Linked DNA regions of Homo sapiens: region 2 is linked to region 1. The links are chromatin contacts, found by Hi-C or POLR2A ChIA-PET in ENCODE. All regions are on one chromosome and are shown on one strand. The core of a region is the stretch at or near the end of the contact, and the rest is flanking DNA. Distances in the headings are between cores, read along the strand shown.

Region 1 (6,852 bases), core at 2,944-5,443:
GTTTCAAAGAAAATTTTATTTACAAAAACAGACAGTGGGGCAGATTTGGCCAACCCTTGATTTAGATGAAAGTATTTGGTTAAAAAATGGACCAATAAATTTTAGACCATTTTTGCCTTCTACCAAACGAGACATTTATTTAAAAATTTCAATGTTGCTGTAGCTAAAACAGCATTCTTTAGGGGCAATTCTAATTTTGTTAAAGGATAAGTAATATTAATCCTTATGGATACAGAATAATCTTACTCTAGTAAGAATTCAAAAATTATCACAGAAATCCAGGAAACATAATTTCATTTTCAAATGTTGCACAGCAGATTTCACATACAATATTAGCGAGGGAGTGAAATTCCAAACAGTGACTCAAAACTTCTCAGTTTAGGCAACTCTATGTTTTATTTTAACTTTTCATAGAGAGTTTTAATACATAGCTTTCTAGGGAAATACTTGATTTGCTGAATTAAAGATAATGTCTTGAGATAAAGATGAAATAAGAGAAGAATAAGAATAGTCATTAGGAAGAGTTCAACTTATCACATGTAGGTAATTTTGTCCCTAAATCATCTAAATCCAGATGCAAATGGAAATACCCAGACTTCATTCTAAGGAGAAATGCACATCCTATAATCTAAGTGTTTATAAGAGAGGCTCTGGAATCACTAACCATTACAATCTCTCGGTGTTTAATGGCAAATGAAATTGCCAAGTTCACAGGAACCTTACCTCCTCTTCTTATGATCCAAATGAATGAAGATATTCCAGTCAAGTTACACTTAGTCACCACTGGTAACCAGCTGTTTTGCCCTATGAAGTCTAGGGTATATTTTCAGCATGAAGGGTGATATGCAACAATTTCTTCTGCAAACAGAAATATATGCACATATCCCTGCTGAAAATGTAGCCTAGTAAATTTTCACATGAAAATGAATACATGCTCACAAGTGGCAATGTGCTAGGTGATGTTTCTGGTTGAGGTCTACTTTAGGAGTCAAAATGTGTAAGCCTTGTGGAGTCAAGGCAGTGGTCCTGTGTATATAGGTATAGAAAAAGTAGCTCACTTAATCCTTTCTCGCCAGGAGTAGGGATTTTCCCGGAACGACATCCATTGTCGGCAATGGACGCACCAAAATAACGCCGGCGCCAGTGAGTTAACCACCTCTGTCCTCTTTTCACCTATTATATTTTTCATGCATCATCCAACTTCCCAACCATCTTCCTGTTTCTTCACAGAATGCACGCTAGGTTCTCGTTTTTCTTCAGCACGAAGTTGGAAATGGAGTTGAGAAAAGGAGACACATGGTCAGCTGGTGATGTTAACAAGCTCCTTGCTGCCCTGAGAAGCTAGATGGAAATGGTTCAAGTTACAAGGGGGATCATCATCAGATCTGGGAGGACAAAGAGTAATTCATGAAGCTTCATTCCCTTCCCTCCCACCCTCTTTCATTTACTGATGATTCCTATAGTCTGCCATCACAGCAAAACCAAGATTAAGGAATCTGAAGCAATCCCTTTCTGTTCTTCACTCCATCCAGTGTGTAGAAAAGCCAAGCGGAACACATGTCCACCAATGTTATGGTGGCCCCCGGTTGGCTGGGGAGACTTGAAATGGCCATAACCACATAACCACAATCTTAGACCAATGCTTTTTAGTACGATCTTGGAATTAAAGATCAGCAACTAACACAGTGTTTGACAATAGGTGCCTAATAAAGGTTGGTTGAATAAGACATTTTCTTTTCAGCCAATGTCTACTCGAACACATAGGTGGAAGTCAGACAGAAGTAGTTAACTCTTTCAATGCCGGGATCGTATGGATATACAGTAATCACATCATGTCAATGTGTTTCTCTAAAACATGTTCAAATTATGGATTCCTGATTTCAGACTTCTGGTTAAATGCTATCTATGTTTGTCTGGTTTTTTTAAGAACCACCATAATCAGAGTTTTGAAAACAGAGCCATAGTAAATGTTAATTAGAATGATGGATGAATTAAGAACCCCAGCACCAATGTATAACAAAACATCACAGTTCACAGTCAAGTAAAAACATTTCTCAGTAATACAATTCTAGATGGGTAATGATTCCAGAGCAAACTAAAGTTTGAAGAAGAGAGGAGAATTTTACTTAACGGCTCCCTTGACACTAAGAATCAGGAAAAATCCAAAGTATGAAGGATAAGAAGGATATATTTTAAGTACAAATAAAGTTTTAAACCTCAAATCAAGAGGATCATCAAGCTACATATAAAATTGCTTTGATGTTTCAGATAGGAGTGGGGAAGATAAGAAGAAGGGGAAGAAATAATTTTGTAGGACTCAAATGTGTGTCCAGAGTGTGAGTTTAAATTACCATGGTTACATCTAATTGGGTTAAGTATATCCTAGAGAGTAATTCATACCATCACAATTACAGAAACCCACTATCATACGAAGAAACAAGAATATTTACTTTTTCCAGATTTTAAGATAGCTTTACAATGATTACTTCTTAGCAGTTTTAAAAAATAACATCAACCAGAGACTTCTCCGGCAAAAGTAAACTACTGGTCTACAACCCTACTTATTCTTCCTTCCATAAAAGTACAGCTATAAAGGCCTTTTCTGTGTCCATTTGTGTACTTGTCTTCATCTCCACCTTCTTAACTGAGCTTCTTTACAGGCTCCACTAGCAGCCTCCAAACACAAGAGGGACTCCTTTTAGGGACTCCTGTGCTGTCACAAAGCAGGCCTTAAATAAAAATCCATCAAGTGACTATCCCAGCACTTCTTTCAATTAACTGCAATTCTGATTCCTGCAGTTCACATACTGACTTCATAAGTAAATTTACTACGAACTCTTCCTTTCATATTTAGAAAAAGGCCTGATTTCCTAAGACATAATAAGGCTGACTTTATACTGAATTGTAAGTGATGAAAGTAACATGAGTAAGAGCTCAAATGGGTAAACAAAAGCTGAAACCACAACATACTTAAAGAAGGGTCTCAACACAGCAAATGAGGAAGCATAGTACACAACCACCAACTACTCATTTTGCTCAGTGTTTAAGGCCAGTTTCATTGGGTCAAATCACAGGATCTAATGGAGTGAGCTTTGTCATCATAATTAGGGGCAGGGAGGATTCAGGTGTTCATCTTGCTGCAAAGAGTCAGGATTGCTGGTTTATTTGGTTGCTTCATCTCCGGCAGAAGAAAGGAGGAACAGAAAAATAGAAGCTAGTTAAGTAACCTGTTCCCACAGGGTCCTCAAGACGTGGATCCCAAGTCCAGATCACTTACAAATGAAATGTACCACACCTCTCCTAGGTTTATCCTGTTATTCATTCTTGTGTTTATCCAAGACTCAGTCTGGGTTTTCTGCAAAGCAAACCCTGCACATCTTGCTACATTCTTCAACAAGAGATTATGTATGTAATAGGCATAAGAGTTCCAGATCTATTTTTCCTCTTTTGTCCAAAGAAATAGGCATTTAAAAGCAGGCCCATTTCAGAAACAATAATAGAAGTGAATACGAACTAGTTCCATAAAGTTGTTTTTCTAAAATAAAAATTTACATTCAATCATTTTTAGTAAGCTGCTAAATTATCTTAGTTTTCCAATTATTTTTAATTTTCCATTAATACAACTGATTTCCAATAAATTTAAACACTAATTTTTTCTCATTACAAATAGAATCCTAAGTTTGCTCCTCAAAGGATTTTTGTTTTTAATGTGAAGAGCACTTAAATGACTGAACTCACTATTGTGATGTACTTTTCTAAGTGACAGAAAAGAAGACATTTGTATATTAGTTTGGCTAATATGACTCTTGCCACGGTTTAGAGGATGTTTGAGACACTTATAAATAAAACAGTAAGAGAGACAGTATTCCATTTTTCAGAAATATGCATGGCTAAAAAAAGTAGTTAATTTTGCTTAGGTTTGTAGAACTCTAAACCTGAGTAATTCAAGTTGAAATGAACAAAAGATGCTTCCTTACCTTTAGGTCTTTCCAACTGTCCAGGAGTTTGGTGGCCAAATCACTTATATCCACTGTTTTATCTGGCTGTTCTTGGCTCCTTTCACTCTCCACATCAGACACACCCTCCTCTTCATCTTGGGATGGTGTTTCTTCATTAATAGGTTCTTCTAGTTTTGTGCCGTTGCTCTCTTTGGGCTCTATTTCAGCGTCAGCTTCTGGTTCAGATGTAGGTAGCTTACTAGCTTCTATGTTGGTTTCACTATCAACTTTGCATTCAGGCAGCTGTTGTGGGAGTAGCTGTTGTGACTGCAATTCTTCCTCTTCCTCTACAGGGACATTTTCTAATTGATCAAGATCCTCTTTGCCATCCTTGCCTTCTAGCTCACTGGTTGCATCAGAGATTGCACTGTCCATGCTATTTTCACTTATAATTTTCAGTCTGCGAAACATTAGTTTCTTGGGAGTGTCTGTGTCAGCTTCTGTGCTCAGCTTGGTGGAAGGATCAGGTGTGTTGAGTGGTGTATGAGCACGCGATGTATTCTCACTAGAATACCCATCTCCTTCACTCAACGGAGGGACAGCAGTCTTAGTCTGAGACCAGCGTTGAATAATTGGAAGTACTTTGCTTTCCTCCAACATATTTTTAGTAGGAATGGGCAAGTGTTCCAAAGTCTTTATAATCTGATTAAACATAAAAAAAAATTACATCACTTTGTACAGTTGACTTTTTTTTTTTTTTTTGAGACAGAGTCTCACTCTGTCACCCAGGCTGGAATGCAATGGCATGATCTTGGCTCACTGCAACCTCTGCCTCCTGGGTTCAAGCAATTCTCCTGTCTCAGCCTCCCAAGTAGCTGGGAGTACAGGCGCTAGCTGCCACGCCTGGCTAATCTTTTGTATTTTTAGTAGAGACAGGGTTTCACCATGTTGGCCAGGCTGGTCTCAAACTCCTGACCTCAAGTGATCCACCCACCTCGGCCTCCCAAAATGCTGGGATTACCAGCATGAGCCACCACACCTGGCTACAGTTGATTTTGTTTTTTTTTTGAGATGGAGTTTCGCTCTTGTTGCCCAGGCTGGAGTGCAATGATGTGATCTTGGTCACTGCAATCTCTGGCTCCCTGGTTTAAGCGATTCTCCTGCCTCAGCCTCCCGAGGAGCTGGGATTACAGGGATGCACCACCATGCACAGCTTTTTTTTTTTTTTTTAGTAGAGATGGGGTTTCTCCATGTTGGTCAGGCTGGTCTTGAACTCCTGACCTTAGGTGATCCACCTGCCTCAGCCTCCCAAACTGCTGGGATTACAGGCATTGAGCCACAGCGCCTGGCCTACAGTTGACTTTTTCAATTTCTGGATGGGACTCAGATTATTTCTGCAAGAGTAGTGCAGTTTTGCTACTGCTTTATTAAGAACTACATCTCTGTAAACACAAGCATATTTAAAAATCATAATATTGTTTTCCTTAAGAAAGAAAAACTTTTAATAAGACTGATCAGCAAGAATCACAACATCAAATAGGACTGATTAATATTCTCTACCAGTAGTTCCTAAACCTGGGTAGCTTTTTAAACATATACACTACTGGACCAATCCTGGGTATCTTTTCTTAAAAAGTTTACCAAGTGTCTGTGATATACACTTAGCAGCTATGTAACAACATATTTAAATGATGTCTGTCATACACACAAAAATGCAGACATCTCTTCAGCTTTTGATAAACAGCTGTCTAGCAAAGAGAGATCCCCTCCTCATTCTTAGACAACCTCCCCCATTTTGAAATCCAAGAATTTTTTCTGAAGTATTCCTCAATGTAGTTCCACAGAAACCCCAAGGCTTCCTCAATTTCCTCAAGCCAAATCTCCTGGGAGAAGGACAGAGGCAAGAACAAGTACTTATCTGCCCATTCCTTTTTGTTTGTTTTTAAAAGTGTTTTATTAAATAAAAGACTCTGGGATTATATTACAAATTAGAAAGTTAGAAAATTTTATTAATTTCATAGAAAGGTAAAGACATCGTAACTCCACTAATAATGCTGCCAATGAACCTTTACTTAGATCTTTTAAAACACTTATTTAAAAGATTCCTCAAAATGTTCATACTCTTGTTATGCAGAATTCAGATCTTTACCAATTCTTTAGACCCCACAGTTCAAATTTTATATGACTTCCCATCTTTTTAAAACTCTGGTTTTAACAACAAACTGGATCTTTCACTTAACTATGTTGTTGTTATTATATCTTGCTCTTGTAGTTCCCTGCTATGTAGTACCAACTTTAAAAAGATACTATAGGAAAACCATGGGACAAACTACTAACAAGGTGTATGTACGGTTAGATACGTTAAAGGAATGATACTGAGATGAAAAAATTATTTGATTATTTAATACCAATGATACAGTGCTAAATTCATAATTACTGATATTATCACATATCCACAACCGAGGCAATCAATATAACAGTTTTAAGAAACAAGCAAGCTAAATGTGAACTGACCTCTTCCTGAAGCTTCTGGTTACTTTCCCGGCCGTCACCTAGCTCTGCCATCCAGATCCACAACAAAGACAGCCCATGACGTTCCAGAAAGGACTTCAGGCAGGACTGTGAGTGTGTGTTCTTTCATGGGGGAAGGGAGACACGATGCAGAGCATTGGGAGGCAATATCAGAATATTACAAAGAGCCCGAGGAGAGTTCATGTATACGTTACACATTATAGGGTTCACTTACATTCACAAAAAAAACCTAGAAACTCTGTTTTCATTAGCCTAAATAGAACTCTACAACAAATGCTTTAAACAGATTATAATCTTCTCTGATACACAAAATACAGCCAGTCAACTGGGATTTTACTAACGTAGAAAATTATATGAATATTAATAGGTCATTTATAATGAA
Region 2 (6,852 bases), core at 2,477-4,976, 57 kb after region 1:
GTAATGCCCATTTCCTCCCACTAGCATACAAGCTTCTTTAGGACAGAGATTTGGTTTTATCTTGTTTACAGCTGCATTTAACTGCCAAAAACACCACTTAGAAGATATGGAGCACTCAATAAATATCTGACATTATTATAAATTTTTCTTTTTTTCTGAGACAGAATCTTGCTGTCGCCCAGGCTGGAGTGCAATAGTGCGATCTTGGCTCACTGCAACCTCTGCCTCCCAGGTTCAAGCAATTCTCCTGCCTCATCCTCCCAAGTAACTGAGATTACAGGCACCCGCCACCACACCCAGCTAATTTTATTTTTTTTTTAGTAGAGATGGGGTTTTGCCAAGTTGACCAGGCTGGTCTCGAACTCCTGACCTCAGGTGATCCACCCGCCTCAGTGTCCCAAAGTACTGGGATTACAGTATTATCACTTTCTTTTTTTTTTGAGACGGAGTCTCGCTCTGTCGCCCAGGCTGGAGTGCAGTGGCGCGATCTCGGCTCACTGCAAGCTCCGCCTCCCGGGTTCACGCCATTCTCCTGCCTCAGCCTCCCGAGTAGCTGGGACTACAGGCGCCCGCCGCCACGCCTGGCTAATTTTTTTGTATTTTCAGTAGAGACGGGGTTTCACCGTGTCAGCCAGGATGGTCTCGATCTCCTGACCTCGTGATCCGCCCGCCTCAGCCTCCCAAAGTGCTGGGATTACAGGCGTGAGCCACCGCGCCCGGCCCACTTTCTTTTTTTTTGAAACCAAGTCTCACTCTGTCGCCCAGGCTGGAGTACAGTGGCGCGATCTCAGCTCACTGCAACCTCCACCTCCTGGGTTCAAGCGAATCTCCTGCCTCAGCCTCCCATGTATAGCTGGGATTACAGGTGTTATTATTATTATTATATTTTGAGATGAAATTTCACTCTTGTTGCCCAGGCTGAAGTGCAATGGCATGATCTCGGCTCACCACAACCTCCACCTCCCAGGTTCAAGTGATTCTCCTGCCTCAGCCTCCCAACTAGCTGGGATTACAGGCATGTACCATCAAGCCTGGCTAATTTTGTATTTTTAGTAGAGATGAGGTTTCTCCATGTTGGTCAGGCTGGTCTTGAACTCCCAAACTCTGGTGATTCACCCACCTTGGCCTCCCAAAGTGCTAGGATTACAGGCGTGAGCCACCGCGCCCAGTCAAGCCTGGCTAATTTTTGTATTTTTAGTAGAGACGGGGTTTCACCATGTTGGCCAGGCTGGTCTCAAATTCCTGGTCTCAAGTGATCTGCCCACCTCAGCCTCCCAAAGTGCTGGGATTATCATTTTCCTACCTAGTTAAGCTGCTTTTACACTACTCCCCAGAAGGAATCTCAATAGCTATGGTGGTCTCTTTTAAGTTCAAATCTAGATCAGTCTTGTTCAACGTCTTTCTTTCTTTTCTTTTTTTTGACAGGGTCTTGCTCTGTTACCCACTGTCACCCAGAGTCTAGGCTGGAGTGCTATGGCACGATCATAGCTCATTGCAGCCTCGAACTCCTGGGTTCAAGCAATCCTCCCTCCCAAGTCTCCTCAGCTGGCTAATTTTCTTTAACTTTTTATAGAGACGGGCTCACTTATCTTGCCCAAGCTCTCAAATTATTTTTTGTATTGCTCGTTTCATCACCTTCCTCCCTCTCAGCCTCCACACTACACACATACCACATCACCCCCATATCTACCTTAATCCACTCAGGGACCACTAAAGCCTTTCCTTCCTTTGACAATTATCTGAATGTCTAGTAGGTACTCAGCACTATTATGCCTTTTCCTATCCTTTTCTTACCTTTCCAGATACTACTACTAAATTCAACTCCTACAGCATATACTTTACAATCTGACAATCACATACAGCCTTGACTTGCATTTATTGTTCTTGTCTCCCCATATAGAGTTTAAATTTCAAAGAGACAAAGGCAACATCTTGTCCTTATTATATAATCTCCCCTGGGCCTAACATTCCCGTTCCTATCATACATTCTCGTTACTTTTTGAATCAAAGAAACTCCTTAACAACAGTACTAGTTTTTAGCTTCCTCACTTCAAGCAATTCTTAAAGGAAAAGAGGGAAACATCTCAAAACTGACATGTAGAAAAAGCAAGATATATAGGCCATAAAATTTATGAAATTTGCCGCATTCTCATCTAAGAACAAGGACACGTGAAGACAAGTGAATTAAAAAAAAACACTGATGAAAAATATACGTTATTTATGTGGTCAATAAAGCTATGAGTGATACACTGCTTTATCAAAGACATTGAAATTTCAGGTAAAGCACTTTGGAGTAAGTATGCTAACCTGAACTAGCATGAGTAGACTTGATATACAAGCACTCCTTCTCACTTGTTTAAGTCCACATCTTCAACTGGTATAGTATCTCAAACATACAAAGAATCCTATTGATCAATATATACCGACTAAATCTAGAAAAAAATAACTTGATCATACTCACCAACTATTCTTACACCCCAAAAATAGCTGAAACTTTATTTTAATGTGGAATTACTACACAAGTGAGTAAAGCTAACTTATTTTCTTTAAAAAAGTCACTTCTAACAAGAAGTGACTTTGTTAAAAAGCTAATCTCAAATGTGTCACTACGGAATTCTAATCAGTGAGGAAAGGTTAAGACTATAATCCCAAATGTTAACAACTGTATTTATGCCTGAAATGTTTCTCTACTTGTCTGCCAAATAGATACACAAGAATACCTACCTAAAGTGAATGATATTCACCTGTTAAAGCCATCTGCTTTTTCCAAAACCCATAAGTTGGAACGTTGGGTGACCTAACCTGAACATTTTAGAGCCCAGTGTTGAAGACTATTGTATTCAATTGAATTCCAGTAATTTTACTCATTACTCTGAGTTAATCTTTTCAATTATCCATTTGTTTTCCTCATTAGCAAAAAGTGAGAGAGGAAAACCTCCAATACCAAATAAGCCTCAAAAGATAAATATGCATAAATGCTGAAATTCATCTTTAGTACAAGCCAGTGAATCACACAGAAAGAGTTGACTGGCCAGGTGCAGTGGCTCACGCCTGTAATCTCAGCACTTTGGGAGGCCAAGGCGGGTGGATCACTTGAGGTCAGGAGTTCAAGATCAGCCTGGCCAACATGGTGAAATCCTGTCTCTACTAAAAATACAAAAATTAGCCAGGCATGGTGGCAGTCATCTGTAATCCCAGCTACTCGGGAGGCTAAGGCACAAGAATTACTTGAATCCCAGTGGGGTGGAGGTTGCAGTGAGCTGAGATTGCGCCATTGCACTCCAGCCTGGGTGACACAGCGAGACTCTGTCTCAAATAAAAAATTAAAATTAAAATTAAAAATTCTAAGTATCGAATACGAAGAAAGACATGAGATAGGTTTCTGAGGGAGATGGCTTGTTATAATTAGACTATTATAATTAGACTGTAGACTCTAAGCTCGCTTGGTTAATATTGTTTTTTTGTGAGACAGGATCTCACTGCCCTCACCCAGGCTGGAGTGCAGTGTCATGATCTTGGTTCACTGCAACCTCACACCACCCACCCCCGCCCCATTCTAGTGATCCTCCCACCTCAGCCTCCCAAGTAGCTAGGATTATAGGCACACACCACCATGCCTGGCTAATTTTTGAATTTTTAGTAGGGATGGGGTTTCACCATGTTGCCCAGGCTGGTCTCAAACTCCTGGGCTCAAGCGATCTGCCTGCCTCAGCCTCCCAAAGTGCTGGGATTACAAGCATGAGCCACTGCACCCAGTTGGTTAATGTTTAAACTGTACCTATCTTGTATTGTACCAGACTAAGTACTTATGTCAGCCTTCCTGTCCTACTCTTGCTTAACCACATTAAATGAGAATACAAAAACAGCTCTTTCAAGTTACAGCCTTTCATGCAAATTAGCTCTGAAAAACCCACCTTCTAAATAAAAACACAGAAATAAAACCTGTGATGTGATTAAATGGAAAGACATGAGAAAGACAAGGTCTCTCTTTTTATACATATTTCAGATCTCTTTCCATCATAAATAACTGCTTACTTTCATCTTAATACTAAAAATGCTTCTGAAAATAATTTTATTATTTCATGTTTCACAAGTAAGTTTTCTTTTGTTATAAAGAAAAAATAAAAAAATGTGTGGGCTGCTTTCTATTTTAGAAACATACCAAGTACAACAATTCAAAAAGTTTCTAGCATAAGTTACCACCCGACCAAAATCAAAACACATTAAAAAACAATTCAGTACTCTTACGGAACAAAAGCTTAAATGCAATAAAAATAGCCATTGTTTATTTTCTGGTTTTGGTAAAGAGTTTAAGCATTTTTTTTTCATTGTAATTAATGTCTGAGGTATAGAAGGAAAAGGTTTCAAGTCAACTAACACAACTACAAGTAGGGTAAAAGCTATCCATACCTTAAAAAAAACACTTGAAACACATATTCTTACAAGGCAAAGCCAAATGATAATATAGGATGATTGTGAATTACAATGCACTGAATGCACCACTATCCATCATTTCATACAGAAAAAGGTTAAAATAAACTGCAAAAGGCTATCTGTGTGCTAGTAAAAGGTTGTAACAGTGACTGAATAACCCTGGTACATCCGTTCAATGTGGTAGTATGCAGCTTCAAAAAGTTCTAATTACGAACTTTGATCTAAAAGATCATAATAATGGGCTGGACGTGGTAGCTCCCCCATCTGTAATCCCAGCACTTTGGGAGGCTGAGGCAGTAGGGTTGTTTGAGGCTAGGAGTTCGAGACCATCCTGAGCAACATAGTGAGACCTCGCCTCTACAAAAAATAAGCAAAATTAGCCAGGTGTGATGGTGTGCGCCTGTAGTCCCAGCTACTCAGGAGGCTGAGGTGAGAAGACTGCTTGAGCCCCAGAGGCCAAGGGTGCAGTGAGATGACATGGTGCCACTGCACTCCAGCCTGGGTGACAGAGCAAGAATCTAAGTTAATTAATTAATTTAATTAAAATAAAAGGTCATAATGAAGATCTCTGTATACTGCTCCGGAATGTACTGTTAAGGAAAAAAAGCAAGAAACAAAACAGTAAATTTAGTATGCTACTTCGTGGTGGGGGGAGGTGGGGAAGGGGAATACCATATATACATTGTCTTTTTTTTTTTTTTTGAGATGGAGTTTTGCCCTTGTCGGCCAGGCTGGAGTGCAATGGCGCAATCTCGCTCACTGCAACCTCCGCCTCCCAGGTTCAAGCAATTCTCCTGCCTCAGCCTTCTGAGTAGCTGGGATTACAGGAGCCTGCCACCACGCCCAACTGATTTTTTGTATTTTTAGCAGAGATGGGGTTTCACCATGTTGGCCAGGCTGGTCTTGAACTCCTGACCTCAGGTGATCTGCCCCACCTCAGCCTCCCAAAGTGCTGGGATTACAGGCGTGAGCCACTGCGCCTGGCTCATTGGCTTCTTATTTTCAAAATGGAAAAATGAAAGTTGGGGCTGGGCATGGTGGGTCACACCTGTAATCCCAGCACTTTGGGAGGCTGATGCTGGAGGATCACTTGAGCCCAAGGAGCTCAAGACTAGTCTGGGCAACATAGTGAGAGCCCATTTCTACAAAAAATTTAAAAATTAGCCAGGCGTTGGTGATGCATGCCTGTAGTCCCAGGTACTCAGCAGGATGAGGCAGGACCACTGCTTGAGCCCAGGACGTCAAGGATGCAGTGAGCTACGATCTCACCACTGCATTCCACCGTGAGCAACAGAGCAAGACCCCGTCTCAAAAAACAAAACAAAAAAACTTTATTGGGGAAAAAACCTTAACAAAAGTAGACATAAAATTCTGCTGTGTTCAAGGAGAGAAACACTAATATTCCAAATATTTAAATCCACTTTCCACCTATCTGTAATCTTTTAGGATAAGGCACTACAGTGCTAAATTTTCATTTCCTGCAAAAAATATCTTTTGTGCTCTTAAGGTAAACAGAAAAATAAGAGTATTTTTGAACATCATTTTGCAGATTAGAATTGCTATCTAGTCTACTGATCTTTTTAATTTCTGTAAGTTGCTCATTATTAAATACTAACAGTATATAACTGCATATTCATATAATAAAGCTAGTTGATCTATAAAACAAACTTTTATCAGAACTTTATCCCATTGGTTTTATATCTCAAATGTCAAGTTACATTATACCAGAACTTTTTTTTTTTATTTTGAGACGGAGTCTCGCTGTCGCCCAGGCTGGAGTGCAGTGGCGCGATCTCGGCTCACTGCAACCTCCACCTCCCGGGTTCATGCCATTCTCCTGCCTCAGCCTCCCGAGTAGCTGGGACTACAGACACCCACCACCACACCCGGCTAATTTTTTGTACTTTTAGTAGAGACGGGGTTTCACCGTGTTAGCCAGGATGGTCCCGATCTCCTGACCTCGTGATCTGCCCGCCTCGGCCTCCCAAAGTGCCGGGATTACAGGCATGAGCCACTGCGCCCGGCCACATTACACCAGAACTTAAGAAAATGCAGTTGTCCCACAGCTCTAGCTGTCAAGTTTCTAGCCACTTAATCAGAGACAAAACTTAAGTGCTATAAACAGCTCACTTGAGGAGGCCAAATCTTATGCTCTATGACAAAGAACTACTCCAAGCTGACAAAGTAAATGTATACCTCACAGAAACAACACAGGGCAAAATATCAGAAGCCAGGTGCAGTGACTCACACCTGTAATCCCAACATTTTGGGAGGCCAAGGCAGGAGGATCACTTGAGCCCAGGAGTTCAAGACCAGCCTGGGCAGCACTGTGAGACCCTGTCTCTAAAAAAAATTATAAAAATAAATAAGTCCAGCCGGGTGCAGTGGCTCATGCCTGTAATCCCAGCACTTTGGGAG

What was found. Hi-C counts contacts between places; a loop is a spot of excess contacts on that map. ChIA-PET counts read pairs that join two places held with the same protein, here RNA polymerase II (POLR2A). Pooled maps may share reads with other maps.
Region 2: a loop to region 1 is called in a map with no recorded cell type, with 3 times the contacts of the local background. The contact joins two enhancer-like sites. A Hi-C loop is called at or near these places in 1 of 37 single-sample maps with no recorded cell type and 3 of 50 pooled maps. POLR2A ChIA-PET finds 5 or more read pairs at or near these places in 4 of 52 experiments (BJ, H1, activated T-cell and 1 more).

What each region holds. Positions count from the first base shown.
Region 1 is chr3:47,079,743-47,086,594 of GRCh38, forward strand. SETD2 (SET domain containing 2, histone lysine methyltransferase) reads right to left here. Exons shown (of 21, transcript NM_014159.7): 11 at 6,453-6,572; 12 at 3,978-4,640. Among named protein-coding and RNA genes, the nearest start is that of SETD2, 81 kb to the right of the region's middle. RefSeq lists enhancers at 4,010-4,511, 4,396-4,535. Within about 2 kb of position 4,194, at least 3 of the 41 ENCODE cell types and tissues checked have a DNase peak (open chromatin) inside an H3K27ac peak, as active enhancers do.
Region 2 is chr3:47,137,550-47,144,401 of GRCh38, forward strand. All of the region lies in intron 1 of SETD2 (SET domain containing 2, histone lysine methyltransferase), which reads right to left. Among named protein-coding and RNA genes, the nearest start is that of SETD2, 23 kb to the right of the region's middle. RefSeq lists a silencer at 4,725-4,824. Within about 2 kb of position 3,727, at least 4 of the 41 ENCODE cell types and tissues checked have a DNase peak (open chromatin) inside an H3K27ac peak, as active enhancers do.